Linked DNA regions of Homo sapiens: region 1 is linked to region 2. Evidence: read pairs that join two places in POLR2A ChIA-PET (ENCODE). Cell type or tissue: A673. All regions are shown on one strand.

The links. Peaks named below come from ENCODE experiments on the same cell type or tissue, not always from the same donor. Only the 100,000 strongest peaks of a DNase experiment are listed, where the experiment ranks them.
Region 1: POLR2A ChIA-PET joins it to region 2 with 7 read pairs; 3 of 35 experiments call an interaction of 5 or more read pairs at or near these places.

Annotation. Positions count from the first base shown.
Region 1 is chr10:12,089,927-12,092,426 of GRCh38, forward strand. DHTKD1 (dehydrogenase E1 and transketolase domain containing 1) reads left to right here. Exons shown (of 17, transcript NM_018706.7): 6 at 1,587-1,758. Among named protein-coding and RNA genes, the nearest start is that of DHTKD1, 22 kb to the left of the region's middle. In A673, no CTCF peak of the experiment used is centred here; no DNase peak of the experiment used is centred here; H3K27ac peaks cover 322 bases.
Region 2 is chr10:12,322,107-12,324,606 of GRCh38, forward strand. No RefSeq gene overlaps it. Among named protein-coding and RNA genes, the nearest start is that of CAMK1D, 26 kb to the right of the region's middle. RefSeq lists enhancers at 917-1,417, 1,418-1,918. In A673, no CTCF peak of the experiment used is centred here; a DNase peak (open chromatin) is centred at 1,285.

The DNA of each region.
Region 1 (2,500 bases), 230 kb before region 2:
TCCCAAAGTGCTGAGATTACAGGCATGAGCCACTATACCTAGCCTATTTTTTTTTTTTGCTTGTTTATTTGAAAATGAAAGTCTTTGGTATTAAGGCACATAACACAAATTATCAGTGTGGTTCGTTCTTTTTCTACCCTGTCTCCCAGTTTTTGGTAACACAACAAGTATCTTTTAGAGGTTTGGGCTGTGGTCATGTTTCTTCTGTGAGTATTCATTTAAATATGAACCTTTAACTACAGGAGATCATGAAACCTGGATTTCAGAATCAGTCTTCAAATTCCACAGAAATAGATAAATATATAAGGCAATCAAATATTCTATGTTTGTAAATGCCACGTTATCCTATGCATTTTAATTTTTCACAGGCCAGAAACTTGTAGTGAATAAATTGGGAGTAGGCAGAATTGGATTTCATTATGATATGGCCGGCCCTCCCTCCCTTCCTTCCTTCCTTCCTTTTTTCCTTCCTTCCTTCCTTTTTTCCTTCCTTCCTTCCTTTTTCCTTCCTTCCTTCCTTCCTTCCTTCCTTCCTTCCTTCCTTCCTTCCTTCTTCTTTCTCTCTCTTTCTTTCAAGATGGGTTCTCAATCTTTTGTCCAGGCAGGAGTGCAATGGTGCAATCATAGCTCACTGTAGGCTCAAATGCCTAGGCTCAAGCAATCTTCCTGTCTCAGCCTCCCAAGTAGCTGGGCCTACAGGTGCATGCCATCATACCTGGCTGATTTATTTTATTTTATTTTGTGGAGACATGATCTTGCTGGGTTGGCCAAGCTGGTTTCAAATTCCTAGCTTCAAGCAACCCTCCTGCCTTGGCCTCCCAAAGTGTAGATATTACAGGTGTGAACCACTGCACCTGGCCTGATAGGGTGTTTCTAAATAGAAATCTTGAAATCATTAGCCAGACATTCTGTTTACCTTTCACATAATTTATAATACTCTATTTTAATCCTTCATTTTTACCCAGTACATTGAGCTGATCTTAAGATTGTGGTGGCGGGCGCCTGTAGTCCCAGCTACTCGGGAGGCTGAGGCAGGAGAATGGCGTGAACCCCGGAGGCGGAGCTTGCAGTGAGCCGAGATTGCGCCACCGCACTCCCGCCTGGGCAACAGAGCGAGACTCCGTCTCAAAAAAAAACAAAAAAAGATTGACTTCTGAAATAAAAGGTGAAAAGGCCATTTTCTTTAAAATGATGATAAATGAGGCTGGTCGCTGTGGCTCATGCCTGTAATCCCAGCACTTTGGGAGGCCAAGGAGGGTGGATCACCTGAGGTCAGAAGTTTGAGACCAGCCTGACCAACATGGTGAAACCCCGCCTCTACTAAAAATACAAAAAATTAGCCGGGTGTGGTGGTGCATGCCTATAATCCCAGCTACTAGGGAAGCTGAGGCAGGAGAATCACTTGAACCCGGGAGGCAGAGGATGCAGTGAGCTGAGATCGTGCCATTTCACTCCAGCCTGGGCGAAAGAGCAAGACTCTGTCTCAAAAAAAAAAAAAAAAAAAGTTATTCCAACCTGAAAACCTAGATTTCTTAATCCCTTATGTTTCTTTTCTCCCCACCCGCTCCCCTTGCCTCATGATTTAGGTCCATGGTGATGCTTCTTTCTGTGGTCAAGGGATTGTTCCTGAAACATTCACGCTGTCCAATCTCCCACATTTCAGAATTGGTGGGAGTGTGCATTTGATTGTTAATAACCAGCTGGGTTACACCACTCCAGCTGAAAGAGGAAGGTCTTCTTTATACTGCAGTGATATTGGTACGTAACACAGGGAGGAACTGATATTGCTGAAGCCGACATGGAATTCCTAGGGAAACCTCTGGTGCACACAGAACAATGAGCCTCACTGGTTATCCCTCCTTTCATTTAATTAATTAATTAATTAATTAATTTTTTGAGATGGAGTCTTGCTCTGTCACCCAGCCTGTAGTGCAGCAGCACGATCTTGGCTCACTGCAACTTCTGCCTCCCGAGTTCAAGTGATTCTCTTGCCTCAGCCTCCTGATTAGCTGGGACCACATGCGTGCACCACCATGTCTGGCTAATTTTTTTTTTTTTTTTTTTTAGATGGAGTCTTGCTCTGTTGCCCTTTCCAGCTTGTACTCCATGCTGGAGTACGTGATCTCGGCTTACTGCAACCTCCGCCTTTCAGGTTCAAGTGATTCTCATGCCTCAGCCTCCCAAGTAGTTGGGACTACAGGTGTACACCACCACACCTGTCTAATTTTTGTATTTTTAGTAGAGACGGGGTTTCACCATGTTGGCAGGCTGGTCTTGAACTCCTGACCTCTGGTGATCTGCCTGCTTAGGCCTCCCAAAGTGCTGGGATTAAAGGCGTGAGCCACCATGCCCAGCCTATCAGTGTGATTTTTAAATCCAAAGAAATAAGACAAGGATGGAGCCACAGTGTGCCATCTCAAATTTCTTATAACTGGATGGGTGATCTGGTACAAGTCAGAGATCAACACAATGAGTACAACACCAGAGTTGTTATCTCTAG
Region 2 (2,500 bases):
GATGACAGCTAATCAGAAGTGTTTCTAGGGCTTTTGGTTTTTCCAGAGCAGGAGGAGTCCAGATTTTTGTATGAAATCTCTGACATTTTAAATGTTGGTAACTTACAGCCAGGCACGGTGGCTCACACTGTAATCCCAGCACTTTGGGAGACTGAGGCATGTGGATCATTTGAGGTCTGGAGTTCAAGACCAGCCTGGGCAACATAGTGAAACCCCATCTTTACTACAAATACAAAAATTAGCTGGGCATGGTGGCACGTGCCTGCAATCCCAGTTACTTGGGAGGCTGAGGCAGGGGAATCACTTGAACCCAGGAGGTGGAGGTTGCAGTGAGCTGAGATTGTGCCACTGCACCCCAACCTGGGTGACAGAGTGAGACTCTGTCTCAAAAAAAAAAAAAAAAAAGTCGGTAACTTAAAACAAAAAACCACTGTGGCCAAACAAGTTGTGTGTATATATAGCAGGGAGTGAACTCGTGGACTGCCAATCTGTGACTTCTGGTTATTTGAGTTCAGAGGAATTACAGAATTGCCAAATTCTGTCATTTGGCTCCATGGCAGGGTCTACCTGCCCTGTGTCCTCTGCCCGTTAGAACATGTTTGGATAGGTCTCTGCCAGGGAGCTTTGATCTTTTCTGTGGCTGCAGCCAACAGCCAGACATCCTCTAAATGTCAGCCACTAGTCACAAGGACAGAAAGCCGACTGAGGGTGCGGGTGGACAAATTGGTGTAAATTCATTTCCACAGTCGGCAAAGCCAACCAAAGCACGTGGTCCACTGACAGTGATGTGGCAGCAAAGTCACTTGAACATGTGAAGACAAAGTGGGGTGGCTGTTGTTCTTCCCGGGCACTGATTAATCATGTAGGTGGGTAACTGTGTCGTGCTCCTCCGGAGGGCTGCAGCCAATGAGTTCAGGGGAGATTTATATAACTGCTCAGACGGAGAGGAAGTCACTTCCCTCTAGCTCCCAAATCCACTTGAGGCCACACACCCAGGCTTTCATAACTGCAGGCTTTCTACCTTGTGAACACTCCTCAGAAACTGCAAAGGGCCCCCAATTAAAGGAGTGACTTCTGTGTGTCATTTCATGTATAGAGCATGATGCTTCTTCTAAAGCTCCCGGGATGACAGGGGACATCAGATGGGGCCACAGGCTGGTATTTGGGGCAGAACGCAACTGTCAAGGATATTGGGGAGAAAGACGAGGCTGATAAGAACAAGGGATTTCGAGTGACAGCCTGTGGGCGTCCTTCCGTTGTCAGCTCAGATCGGCCATAAAGCTGCTTTGAGTGGCTGTGTTTCCATTGCTAATTAGCATGCCGTGGGAGCTGCTTTGCCATAGAGAGGTTTCAGGGCCTGCCGCATGGTTTTTTTTTTTTTTGAGACAGAGTCTCACTCTGTCGCCCAGGCTGGAATGCAGTGGCCCAATCTCGGCTCACTGCAACCTCCTGGGTTCAAGCAATTCTCCTGCCTCAGCCTCCCAAGTAGCTGGGATTACAGGTGCACACCACCACGCCTGGCTAATTTTTGTATTTTTAGTAGAGACGGGGTTTCACCATGTTGGCCAGGCTGGTCTCCAACTCCTGAACTCAAATGATCCGACCGCCTCGGCCTCCCACAGTGCTGGGATTCCAGGCGTGAGCCCTGATGCCCAGCCTGCTGCTTGGCTTCTAAGTAACTAGCAGGATCTGCGGTGGTGGTGAAGCGTGCTTTGCATAAGGCCAGAGCCTAGGGATCTGTTGTATAAACTCCACTTCTGCTTCTGACTGGGGGGGGCGCAATTGCAGAACATTTAAGAGAGCATCCCCCTTCCTGCCCCCCCATGCATGGACTGCTTCTGGAAAGGGCCTATCAGAACCCCCCCCCCCCCACAAAGGGGGCTATTTATTTATTTATTTATAGACGGAGTCTCGCTCTATTGCCCCAGCTGGAGTGCAGTGGCACAATCTCAGCTCACTGCAACCTCTGCCTCCCAGGTTCAAGCAATTCTCCTGCCTCAGCCTCCTTAGTAGCTGGGATTACAGGCGCACACCACCACGCCCAGCTAATTTTTTTTTTTTTTTTTTTGGTATTTTTAGTAGAGATGGGGTTTCACCATGTTAGCCAGGATGGTCTCTATCTCCTGACCTCATGATCCGCCCACCTTGGCCTCCTCTCGAAGTGCTGGGATTACAGGTGTGAGCCACTGTGCCCGGCCAATTTATTTATTTTTTTGAGACTGACTCTCACCCTTGCATCCAGGCTGGAGTGCAGTGGCAATATCTCAGCTCACCGCAACCTCCACCTCTCGGATTCAAGCGATTCTCCTGCCTCAGCCTCCCAAGTAGCTGGGACTACAGGCTCCCACCTTCTTGCCCAGCTAATTTTTGTATTTTTTAGTAGAGACTGGGTTTCACCATGTTGGCCAGGCTGGTCTCGAACTCCTGACCTCAAGTGATCCGCCTGCCTCAGCCTCCCAGTGTTCTGGGATTATAGGTGTGAGCCAGTGCGCCTGGCCAA